Linked DNA regions of Homo sapiens: region 2 is linked to region 1. A link is a loop called in an ENCODE intact Hi-C map of the cell type or tissue named here. Cell type or tissue: endothelial cell of umbilical vein. All regions are shown on one strand. Links, peaks and the distances in the headings refer to the core of each region. The heading gives the core; the rest is flanking DNA.

Evidence for each region. Hi-C counts contacts between places; a loop is a spot of excess contacts. Peaks named below come from ENCODE experiments on the same cell type or tissue, not always from the same donor. Only the 100,000 strongest peaks of a DNase experiment are listed, where the experiment ranks them.
Region 2: a loop joins it to region 1, with 6 times the contacts of the local background. A loop is called at or near these places in 23 of 110 quality-filtered maps.

What each region holds. Positions count from the first base shown.
Region 1 is chr3:124,769,037-124,775,427 of GRCh38, reverse strand. ITGB5 (integrin subunit beta 5) reads left to right here. Exons shown (of 15, transcript NM_002213.5): 11 at 1,516-1,738; 12 at 6,315-6,391. Among named protein-coding and RNA genes, the nearest start is that of MIR544B, 40 kb to the right of the region's middle. RefSeq lists enhancers at 1-469, 470-1,184, 1,901-2,615, 2,616-3,331, 4,272-4,351. In endothelial cell of umbilical vein, for the core only: no CTCF peak of the experiment used is centred there; DNase peaks (open chromatin) are centred at 917 and 2,947; H3K27ac peaks cover 3,078 bases.
Region 2 is chr3:124,831,460-124,837,850 of GRCh38, reverse strand. All of the region lies in intron 5 of ITGB5 (integrin subunit beta 5), which reads left to right. Among named protein-coding and RNA genes, the nearest start is that of ITGB5, 53 kb to the left of the region's middle. RefSeq lists a silencer at 2,115-2,409 and enhancers at 2,372-2,581, 2,822-2,911, 3,276-3,775. In endothelial cell of umbilical vein, for the core only: no CTCF peak of the experiment used is centred there; DNase peaks (open chromatin) are centred at 2,650 and 4,860; H3K27ac peaks cover 2,417 bases.

The DNA of each region.
Region 1 (6,391 bases), core at 570-5,569:
GAACAAACACTCACACTCCAACACACCCTCACACACACACTCCAACACACACAGATGCTCGCACTCACACACATCCTCCCTCACACTTGCACTCCAACACACATACACTCACACTTGTACACACTCATGCACACTTGCACCCACTCACAAACATACACTTAAATACTTCCTCACACACACTTGCACTCACACACTCATACACACTCACACTCGCTTTCTCACAAGCACACACATTCCTCTGAGCCGAGTGATATTCCTGCCCCTCACACCTGCTGAGTGGGGGCAGCCCCCGCCTCTCCACCCTTGCAGGCGATGGAGAGGACCCCCTGCAAGGAAGGGCCAGGGCATCCCCCTGCAGGTTCTAGTCCTGGCTGCCTGTGCTCATAGGAGGCAGTAGACTTTGGCACTGAGATCATGGACTCTGGAGCCAGACTCTCTGGGTTTGAGTCCTGGCTCTGCTGCCACTAGCTGTGTGACCATCAACCATTGCTTCACCTTTCTGGGTCTTGGTTTCACCCCTTATATAACAAGGACAATAATGCCTGCCCCATAAGTCACTGTGCGGATTCATCCCATTTCTACGTGTAAGGTGCTCATATAGGAAGCACTGGTGAGTGTTAGCTGCTGCTGCTGCTGCTGCTGTTCTCAGCATCTGCTCCTAAATCATCCATTTCTGGGTTTCGGGTCCCTGGGCAGGAATTCAGCTTCTAACTAGGACTCAGGGAGAACAACCGTGTTTTCTGCTATGGCTGTAACAGATGACCGCAGATTTAGTGACATAAAGCAACACGGATTTATTTTCTTACAGCTCTGGAGGTCAGAAGCCTGAAATCATTTTCACTGGGCTAACATGGAGGTGTCGGCAGGGCTGCATTCCCTCTGAGGCTCCCAGGGAGCATCGGCTTCCTGGCCTTTCCAGCCTCCAGAGCTGCATTCCTCGCATTCCTTGGCTCTTGGCATCCTCCCCATCTTCAGAGCAGCAGCCAGCATCCTGGCTTCTGTTGTCCCACTGCCACCTTCCTCTGTAGTCCAGTCTCCCTTGCTCCCTCTCAGAAGAACCTTGGTGATTACATTTAGGGCCCACAGAGACAATCCAGGAGAATCCCTCATCTCAAAATCCTTAACTTAATCTCATCTGTGAAAGCTCTTTTGCTGTAGAAAGTAACAGTGATACTCTGGGGATTGGAGTGGGAACATATTTGGGGGCCATTATTCACACAACTGAAGCAGGAGGAAGCTTCCCTGGGTCCTGGCCCTGTGGCCCAACTTGGCCAAGTTCTGGACCAACTTGGAGCACCAGTCTAGACCCAACCCAGCCACACCCGCTGCCAGGGTCCCCTGCTGTCCCTTCATGCTGGCTCTAGGCCCTCTGTCTATCTCCCCAAACAGGCTCTGAGGGCAGAGTTGGTGTTCCATTCTCTGCTGAATCCCAGTCCTGGCATGTGGGGCACCAGATGGTTATGTGCTCATGTGTAAAGGTGAGCAGGTGCTGATGTGCCACATGTATCCTTTTAGGCCATGGCGAGTGTCACTGCGGGGAATGCAAGTGCCATGCAGGTTACATCGGGGACAACTGTAACTGCTCGACAGACATCAGCACATGCCGGGGCAGAGATGGCCAGATCTGCAGCGAGCGTGGGCACTGTCTCTGTGGGCAGTGCCAATGCACGGAGCCGGGGGCCTTTGGGGAGATGTGTGAGAAGTGCCCCACCTGCCCGGATGCATGCAGCACCAAGAGGTACTGGTTCCACTGACAGCCCCACCTTACTTCTCACCCAGGCCAGGCCTGTGGTCCAGCCAGGCAGCCCTCAGGGCCGGCTAGCCTCCACTCCTCACCTCCTGCATCTCCCACCCAGCAAGCCTCGCTGGGGAGCCGCATTCTTACCAACCGTAACTGAAACTGTGGCTTTCAAATGCTGGTTCCATAAGGGTTTTGTAAGAAAACAAAAACAGAACAAGAAATACAAAACTGCTACTCTGTTCCTAAACACGTTTAGAAATCACGAAATCACAGAGTTAAATGAAATTAAATTGGTGTTGGTACCAAAAATAGCACCTTCTCAGAGCCTTGAGTGTACTATTGTGTGCTTTCACAGGAGAATACAGTGTGCATCTTTTTTCAAATGAATTAAATCCCCCACACTGATATCTCCCAAACAGTGTTTCACAGAACCCTTATGGGAAATGCTGACAAACATCATCAGAAGGTAAATTGGAAAGAGGCCGGGCATGGTGGCTCACACCTGTAATCCCAGCTCTTTGGGAGGCCAAGACGGGTGGATCACTTGAGGTCAGGAGTTTGAGACCAGCCTGGCCAACATGGTGAAACACCCGTCTCTACTAAAAATACAAAAATTAGCGGGGTGTGGTGGCACGTGCCTGTAATCTCAGCTGCTCCGGAGGCTGAGGCAGGAGAATGGCTTGAACCTGGGAGGCGGAGATTGCAAGATCGCACCACTGCACCCCAGCCTGGGCAACAAAGTGAGACTCCGTCTCAAAAAAAAAAAAAAAAAAAAGTAAATTGGAGAGAAAGGCACCCGACCTAGATAAGGCATGCCAGAAACCACTGCAAATGGCTTTTGAATTTTCTGCTCCATTTATACAGATAATAGAACACGGGCTCTGTGCTGCTGCTGAATGCAGAGATTGTCTAGACCTGGGCCCCAGCCTTCGCTGACTCGGCCATGGCCTCCCATAGCCGTGCTGACCTCCTCCTGCTCAGCCCCGCATGCTCCACCAGAGTGCAAATGAGAGGGAATTACAGAATGATGCCCCTGGAAAGCAGGAGTGACATTTGCTCTTGGAGTTTGCTGGAGAAACAGCTGTGTCATCATTACCCATGCTAAGGAGGAAGGGACACAGAGGATCAGAAACAAATCATAATACAAACGTCGCTTCTCTTTGGCTGAGGAACGCATCTGTGATTTTCTCTTGGCAGATTTCCCTTCCAAATGTCTGGCTCGGGCTGATAATGAAATGAGTTCATGCTCCCTGCGCCTGCAGCGGCTGCTGGTCAGTCTGTGCTCGGAAACGTTCTGGGTGGCAGAACCCCTGGTTGGACATTTGCCATAAATAACCCAGGCGTGGGTAATTGAAAGCTGGCTGCAGATGGAGAGACAAGATAGACAGGGCTGGGTTTTAATGTGTTTAATTGGAGGAGATGGGGGAGAGTAAGGAAGAAGAAAAACAGATTCACTTTAGACCTGCTAAGAGCAGAGAAAAAACAGATCCAAGTAGAAACAGCCCGGGGAAGGTTAGGATCCTGGATCTGGAGCCCAGATAGCTGTGGCCATCCCAGCACAGAGTCAGCCATTATCCACGTTTTGTATCCGAGGGAGGTGCCCCCAACCTCCAGCTCCCAGCAGCAGAACCTTTTTGAGCCTATGCTTCTAGTCCTTGGGGCACACTAGGTAAATGGGGAGTTGGGGTCAAGCTAGGACAATACACATGGAGCTCATCAAATGAGTCTTGCCTTCCTATGGAGCAGCAGGCAATGGAGGATTGGCTTTAAGTCAAAGGCCCAGGGGAAAACAGCTCTAGCTTTAAATGTTTAAAGCATTTATTTCTTAGAAGACATAGACTTAATAATTTATTATTCATTACACAATATGAAGGGAGCAAGGAGAGCAAAGAGATGCCACAAGGGAATATCACGATTCCTTTTTTTTTTTTTTTTTTTGAGACAGGGTCTCACTCCCGCCACCCAGGCTGGAGTGCAATGGCACCATCACAGCTCACTGCAGCCTTGAACTCCTGGGCTCAAGTGATCCTCCTGCCTCAGCCTCCCAGGTAGCTAGGACTATTGGCTTGTACCACCACACCTGGCTAATTTTTATTTTTTTGTAGAGACAGGGTCTTGCTATGTTGACCAGGCTGGTCTCAAACGTCTGAACTCAAGCAATTCTCCCACCTCAGCCTCCCAAAGTGTTGGGATTACAGGTGTGAGCCATTACACCCAGCCCACTATTCCTTCTTATTTGTCTCTGGGCCACACTGACCCTCTGTCTCTTTCACAGCCTAGGTGGAACTTTTTTTTCTTTTTAAACGAAGTCCTTTTGATGGTGACTTACATCAGAGTCTGTTTTTTCTACTTGCTGCTTGTTAGGAGGCACCAGGTTTTGAATGTCCTACATCCTTTTTTTTCTGGGGGTTTCAGGGCAGCCAGTCTTCGTTTTCTGGATCTAACTAACCACACTTTTCACTTTGGGTGAGTTCACACTCAACACCCAGCTGATTTCAGTTAACAGGCTCTCAAGAGCAAAGTGTCTCTAAACAACTTAATTTTTTTAAAAGGCAGACTTATTTTAGTACATGACTACAATATATTACAAGTTTCAACCAGTACATGGGGCATATGAGTTAGACTGATATGTCCACATGGATACTTAGGGAGTGTTTCCTGGAAGCAGCCTGGAGCTATGGTTTAACAACAGAGAATCAGATGGCAGGGACAGAGAATCCTGGCCGGGAGAGAAAGCAGCCCTCTTAGCCCTGTGCTAATCTGGGAGGCTGGTGCAGGGGGAGGGTGGGGGATCGGGGGCAGCTGGGTCAGCATGAATGACTGAAGCTGGAACCACCCCTTCCTGGCCCCCAGCCAGGTCTCAGCTGCCCGCCTTCCGGGGCTGTGACTGTGGGGAGAGTTACCATCTTGTTTCTAACTTCAGAATATTTCCATAAAGTCAGTCCCAGGAGAGTGGGATTTTGTAGCCATTTCAGGGATGGTTGAGCTCCTAAGCATGTTAGAACCTCTTAGGAAGCCTAGTCTGAGAGGTGGGGCACCTGGCTGCAGAACCTCAAGTTCTCCTCCGTAAAATAAAGGGGACTTAGTGAAATGGTCTCAGAGCTCCCGTCCAGTTCTGCTCCTCCACTTCGCAGTTTCTGCACTGGAAATGTTTTAGTAGCTGGCCTCTTAATCCCGAGGAGTTAAGAAACAGATGATGATAAAGGCTCTACATTGCAGTTGCACATCCCTCTGTATTTTTGCCAGAGAGCTTTCTGGACACCCAGCCCCTTTGGTCCCCACAGGCCTGTGGGGGCACAGCGGCTGTCCCTCGTGTAGCTGAGGTCACCCCCTGCACTCTGATGGCCTCCCTGGCACACCTGGCTCTTGAGTCCTGACCCGGTTTCCTAGGGGCCTCTCCTGGTGTCTCACCCTCCTCGAAGGCCACCAGGCAGCACTGCATCACAAAGTCCCTGAGAGCAACATGCCCCAGCCCACTCCTCCCTGGAGCTTCGAGCTCACCATCTTATAGCCCCATCCCCCAGCCACCAGAGGAGCCTGGGACCTCTCCCCTTGAACATCAGCTTTACAGCCCGGCAGCCAGAGCTTAGCTCCCCACCCTGTGACCTCAGGAATCCTGTTCTCCCAGATGTCTCCGAAGACAGACAAAGAATGTGTGCAACTTGGTTTTGATGATATAAAGTATAATAATGACCATTTAATTGAACGTTGTAGTTAAGCATTTTCACCCACTATCTGAGCCACCACCTGCTGTTAGCCTGAGGTGGGAGGAGAGAGGCTCAAGGTGTCACTTTTTGGCTGCTCATCCATTTTCTAGAGGAGGCCCCTGTTAAAGAACAAGGGTTCCCTGGGAGGAGCCATCACCCTAGAGCCTGTGCCAGAGCCTAGTGTAGACTGATTCGTGGGTAAGTGGGCAGCAGGCCACGGGGGACCTGGCAGATGGGCTCTATCTGAGAGGGAGAAGGGGGCTGGAGCCCGAGATTCTCCGGGACAGTGGATCTCAGCCCTCGACATGCATCAGAATTGCCCAGGAAGCCCAGTCCCCGGAGGTGTGGTTGGGCCCAGGTACTGGGAGTTTCTCTTGAAAGCTCCCTGGAGAGTTGAACGTGCAGGAGGGTTGAGATCCCCGCCCTGGGTGATGACCAGGGCGTGATGTGGGGAACTAGGACAATGTTGGGGCATTGAGCTCTGACCATGGGAGTGTGAGGAGCTCTGGGAGGCCAGGAATACTGTTTTATCACCCAGAAACCTCTGGCTTGGAGCAGACTCCTCACCAGGCATTAGATGGACCAGAGTGCAGATGGATTTGTCTCCTGGTGTCAGAATTTGAAAGGTCTGCAACCTGACATGTAGACAAGACATGCCACTAAACTCACACAGGCTCCTCCAAGAACCCTTGGGCTTCCTCCCATAACAAGAAGAAAGGCAGAGCAGAAACATTCCCTGAGGCTGAACATCTGCAGCTGGAAAGAAGTGAAAGCCTTCCCAGGTCCTGCACTGTCAGGAGCTCAGGGACAGGTGTGGGACTGTTCTACATTATCTGACACCCACCTTTATCTCCTCTTTTCCAAAGAGATTGCGTCGAGTGCCTGCTGCTCCACTCTGGGAAACCTGACAACCAGACCTGCCACAGCCTATGCAGGGATGAGG
Region 2 (6,391 bases), core at 564-5,563, 62 kb before region 1:
CCTGTGCCCTGGAGATGGAGCTGATAACAGGCCTATCTCCCAGCGCCACAGGGAGCTCTTTGTCCTGGTTTTATTCTCACTCTGGTTTTATTCTCATTCTTGTTTCCCTGAATGGACTGTTAGTTATCAACTTGTGGGATTTAGGGGTATGGAATATTCACATGTCTGACTTTAAATCCACCTCTGTGGCCTGCTCTTGAAAGATGTTCTTTGCAAAAAGAAGGAAACTACCTGTTTCTATTTAGGATTCATTCCATTTATGATAAGGACCCTGTTTCTATGAATGGAGGTTTTGAGTTGCTTTATTTATCCCCTGCAGGTCACATTGCTGTGAGAGGCCATCTAACAGCATCCACAGCTAAGGGATGCTTCTGTCGTCAAGGCGGGCATTTTTTCTAATGCACTGTTCCTGGCTGGGTTGGAGTTGGAGAATGCCACTGCCTGTAATTTCTTATCTTTACCCAGAGCCTATGATTGAACCTGTTTATACTTTTTTATGGTCAGAATAATGGTTTCTCTGCCAGGACCTTCTAGAAGTTGACTCTAAGTTGTTTGTTCTGAAATTGTGCAGGCGGAAGTGTGATGTGTGGTTCAGACTGGAAATATGGCTGCTTTCCTCTTCTCTCAAAACAGGGCACGCCCTTGGCCTAGGGAGGACAGAGGGTGAGCAGTTGCCTGGAAGCTCTGGGTCCCAAGTTGTCAGTTATCACTTTGCTCTTCTTCATGGCTCTCAGGTTAAAGAAGTTACTTGTACATTTGAGCTTGGCTGGGTACATGCTGGCTGCACAGTATTCTATGTGCTGCTTTTTTTCGTCAGCCAGAAAATAAATCAGTGCAACCCAATGCGTTTCCCTGTTTGTCTCCACTGCTAGAGCCCTGGCACTTATCCTTTGTATTCTTTAGACAGAGTTTCTGTTTTAATCCTGATTCTTTTAATTTTGCCTGTGTTCAATTTTTAAAGCATTTATTTCCTCTCAAAAATAGTTGGATGAGTAAGTCTTAAAGCAAACAAGGTAAATTTATGTATTGAATAAAATTTTTTTGGCAGGAATTGAGACCTTTATTCTTCCCTGGCCAGAATATCTTATCTAAAATGAAGACCACAGCCTCAGAGGAGCCGTGATTCTTGTTGGAGGATCCTTACCAGAATCCTACAGTATATTGGTAGGACTCTGATAAGGGTTGTTCCCATTTTACAGGGGTGGAAACTGAGTATCACAGGGACTAATTGCATTTAGTAAGGAGTAGAACCAGAATGTGAACCAGTTCTGTTGATTTGAAATTCTGTGCCCTTTTTATTACTCAGTGACTGTGTGCTCTGGGAAGTAACAATAATGCACTATTGAGTAAGGGGCACTGCATTTATTTATTTAAAACAATTTTTTTTTCTTTTTCTTTTTTTTTTGAAAGGAGATCTCATTCTATCGCCCAGGCTGGAGTGCTGTGGTGTTATCATGGCTCACTGCAACCTTGCCCAGCTAATTTTTTTGTATTTTTAGTAAAGACATGGTTTGTCCATGTTGGCCAGGCTGGTCTTGAACTTCTGGGCTCAAGTGATCTGCCCACCTCAGCCTCCCAAAATGCTGGGATTATAGGTGTGAGCCACTGCACACAGCCTGTTGAATTTTTTTTTTTTTAATAATACATTCCAAACCTAGGAAGGCACTGAATTTAGAGTCATGTTTTCCTTACTCAAGCTCTGCCTCTTCTGTTATCGGCTGCCTCCATGGAAGCCAGTTGACTTCTCCAGGCCTCAGAGAGCACATCTGGGAGATGCAGGGAGGCATGGGACTGGAGGGAGGTGCTCCAGGTTGCCTTCCATCTGTGCCAGCCAGTGCCACTTCTCGCAGAGGACTTGGTCACAGCCCTGTCTCCTTTGCTCAAGGCCTTTGATTTTGCTTTTTTGTCTCTTCTGGCTCAGGCTTAAGCCTCAGACCCAGTAGAGGCTGCTGCAGACACCTGTAAAATGTGGAAAATTCCCCAGTCCCAGAGTCAGGCACAACTTTGTCAGGGTTTCCTCTTGCTCCCTCCCAGCTCCCAGTTCCTGCAGAATTGACTCGCTTTCTTTTGACTTATTGCCTGATTTCTTTTAGACCTCAGACTTGTGTCACTTTTCCAAGCATGAGTTGAGAAATACAGGAAATTGCCTTTCTTTCCTCAAGGAAGGCATCCCCCCACTCCTCAAACCTCTGCACCACCTGAAGAGAGGGACCCGCCACATGTTCTGCTTCCCAGCTGTCTGCGTTGTCTGTCTCAGCATGTGTGAGCTGCTTCTGCTAGCAGATCGCACCACAGGTTTCCGGGGCTTGATCCAGCGCCAGGCTGCCTGCTCTTCCTGTGCTGCCGTGTCTTTGGGGAAGCACCATTAAAGTATTGGATTTCTCTGGGCATTGCGCATGCAGGTGTGCAGACCCTCTGCCCTGTAGGGTTGTTGTCAGACAGGTGTGGCGCAGCTTCCCCTTGGCTTTCTATGTGGCAGACGGCAGTGGTTTCATGTGCACTTCTGAATCCTTCTACTGTTTTGGTCTCTGAGGCGACATCCCAAGTGCAGGACTCCGTGGTTTCCTGGCTCTGCCTTCTGCTGTGAGCTGTGTTGTGGGCTCCGCAGCCCCACCGACAGCTGCTGTTCTGGGTTGAGCGGTGGGAACTGGCTGAGTCATAACTCAGTATCGTGAACAGGGCACGTGGGAGAGTTTGCGTTTCTTTTTGCCCTCTAGTGTAAACAAGTCACGTGCCTGCCTTGCACCTGTGCTTAGGAGGTGTCTACACGTGCTGGTGGCTCCCTTCACTGACCAAGGCAGGGAATAATCATCCTGGGGAAAGGGTAGGAGGCCCCTTTGATGGCTGGGGCTCTGTTTTCATACCAGGTGAGAATGTCAATTTTTTATTTTAAGTCAGAGGCTCCTTCTTGCTTGGAATGTCCACTGAGCAAAGATGAAAGGAGACAGGAATTTGCTCTTGGGCTCCTGTTGCAAGGCTCTCTGCCTGTGGCCTCTACCTGTGGCCTCTGCATTCCAGCCACAGTGACCTGGAGTGCGTTACTCTGACTCAGGCAAGGCCTTTGCATGTGTTGTTTCCTCTGTTTGGATACTCCATTCCTGTATTCCTGGTTTTCTTTGATACTACTTCCCTGTATTCCTGGTTTGCTTGCTTGCTTCCTTCCTTCCTTCTTTCCTCCCTCCCCTCCCTCCCCTTCCTCCTGTCCGTCCTTCCCTCCCTCCCTCCCTCCCCATCCTTCCCTTCTCTCTCTCTCTTTCCTTCCTTCTTTCCTTCCTTCCTTCCTCCCTCCCTCCCCCCGCTCCCTCCCCTCCCTCCCCTTCCTCGCCTCCCTCCTTCCTTCCCTCCTCTCCCTCCCTCCCTTCCCATCCTTCCCTTCTTTCTCTCTCTCTTTCCTTCCTTCCTTCCTTCTTTCTTTCTTTGTTTCCTTCTTTCTTTCTTTCTTTCAGTAGATTTTATTTTTTATAGCAGTTTTAGGTTCATAGCAAAAATGAATAGAAAATAAAGAATTCCCACAACTTCCCTCTGACCACTGCGCACACAACCTCCCCCACCATCAGCATTCCACATCAGTGTGGTATATTTGTTACAATCAGTGACCCAGTCAGTGTTGACACATCATTATCAACCAGAGTCCATAGTTCACATTAGGGTTCACTCTTGGTTTGTACAGTTCTGTGGGTTTTAACAAATGTACGACAACAGGTAGCCACCATTAAATATCACACAGAGTAGCTTCCCTGCCCCGGAAGTCCCTGTGCTCCACTTGTCCATTCCTGCTTCCTCCCCCGGAATCTGTTTTCCTTTTAATGTCTAACCTGTGCCTGTTTGTGTTTCAGATTTCAGCTTCACTGTCTGTTTGTCAGAGAAGCCCTCCCTGGTGGACTTCCCTGAGTAGGTCAGGATGCCCTGGCTCCAGGCAAGCCCTTAATCACTTCTGTCCTAGTTATCATCTTATTTTTATTTATTTGAAGCATTCCTGGAATGCCTGCCTCCCTTTGAGATAGTAAACTCCCTGAAGGCAGGGACTATGTCTTTTTTCTTATGACTATATTCCCAGCACCAGACACTGCTGGGCACATAACAGATGCTTGTTAAACATCTGGGAACAAAGGCTTCATTCTCACAGGTGCCTTTATGCTTCTGAAGTTCAGGAATACCAGGTTCTTCTGGCCCCAAGCTTGTCCCATCCTGGATGGGACTTCCACCCTCCCATCCACCAGGCTGCCTCCATGGAATTTACAGTGCTTCATGCAAATTCATTAAAGCAGAACCAGAAGTACTATTACTTGGTAATACTTTTCCATTCAGAAAGCATTTATTGGCTGTCCAATAAATGCTCAGTGGCAGGTATGGTGGAGAAAATTAAAGATAGATGAGAAGTCTCTATCCTCTGGGATTTGATTTGAGCCTGCAGATCCATTAGAAGGGAAATAAAACAACCTGTTTGGAAACATTAGATTGAACCATATAAAATTATTGATATTTATTGATGATATTTGTTATTTGCCTATTGATGTTTTTCCTGCAAAAATGGAAAATTCATATGGTTCAACCTTCTTCATTCCAAAATGTTCTATAATTCAGATTGGACTGTGTCACAGAGTACAGATTAGAAATGTCATCCTGCACATTGCTGGGATTTGAGCTCAAGAGGAATGTCTGTATCCTGAGTCATAGGCCAAGATTTCTTTTTCCCAAGGAAAGAAATGCTACACTTTTGGCCTCATTAAGTTTAGCCACAGAACAGATTTTTTTAAAAAAGATATTTCATTGCAAACAGTGGATGGAAGTAGGAAAAACAAACTAAAAAGAATGTGTATATTGTTTTAAAGGGATGGAAATATGCCTGAATGTCAACATGATTCGGGAAACCAATCACAGAGACCCTCTAACCTTGTTTTCCCTTATGTGCTGTGGAGACTCCTCTGTCCCCAAGCTCAGATCTACTGTGGGAGCTGCCCACTGGCTGCCCAGGTCAGTCCCCTTTCCTTCCTCATTCCTGCCTTGAAACCTGTCCCCTCTTCCTCAGTGCTTGCCTGAAAGGTTAATGGACAGTGTTTTGTTATTACATTTGAAAACGTCTTGAGTACTTACTGTGTACAAGACGTCCTGTTAGGTGCTGTGGGGAATGCAGAGTTGAAGTAGCCGTGATGCCTGTCTCCATGAGCATCACTCTAGTTGTAGGACTGATGTATGTGTAGGATCTAAGGCACAGCCAGAGAACAGACTCTGTGGAAGGACTGGCTCCTTCAGACCCGTGGTTCAGTTAGAGTATTCTTCTCTCTCAAGGGGTCATCCTGGTCTCTTGCTTCCTGGTGAGGTGCTGGTGCTAATGATGCTGTTGATCACCACTGGCTGAGTGCTTTTGAGAGCCAGGCTCTGTACCAGGCATTTAACAGGGTTTCTTTCACATACTCCTTTGAAGGTGGCTTTACTATCTCCTTTGATGAGGAAACAAGCCTAGAAAGGTGAAGTAACTTCCCCAAAGTTTTACAGCCACAAAAGGCAGCACCAGAATTGGAAACCTTATCTACCTGCTGGTATGGCTTAACCTTGACATTAGAGTATCTGCCATCTTTTGAAGTCACACAGGAACACAGAAGTGGGAAGAGTGTGCTTCCAAAGAGAGCACAGTCCCAGTCTATGGAACCATCACAATTACCCACATGACCCAGTTTGCCAACTGTAGAATGGTACTGAAACAGTCCCAGGGGAAGAAAGTTGCATGTGCCACTCTTTTCTGGAGCTAAGAGTTTCCTCTCTATCAGAAACAGTTATCATGTGACTCTATCAGCCCTCAGGATTTTCCAGGGAGGCCACTGGTACTGTCCCAAGGTTAGCATGCTGATGGATATGTGAAATGCTTATCTTTGCCTCTGGCTTCCCTGTCTGTAAAATGGAAACTCTGATATCTGCCTTCTCATTCCTAATTTGGAGGGTGTCTCAGACCCATCGGCTCTTCTCCCTTGGGCTTGCTCAGATAGCACTGAGGCACAATGCTGCTTTTCACGTGGTGGATCTTTTCCAGCAGAGAGAGTACATGTGCCTGGTGACTCTTCTGTGATAACTGGGGCCCCTGGGCTGCGTTGATAACAGTCTTGAGGGCCTCTTCATTTGGACAATTGTTAATTTTAATTAGGCAGATTGACCTCGGGATCAGAGAACCTAGAAATTTAAAGCTACAGTCTCTGGGATGGCATCTTTATTCCAGAACTCCCTTGTGTTTGAACTAGCAAGCCAAGCTCAGTGAGCCAGCCCATGTTCAGGCAGGCCCCACTTGTGTTTTCCGACAGCTGAGTGGGACGTTGGCTTTCCTCAGATTCCCAAGAATTGGTGGTCTGGGCCTTCCCCTGCACCTTCCCACGGGGCGTCCTTGAATCTGCCTGTCTCA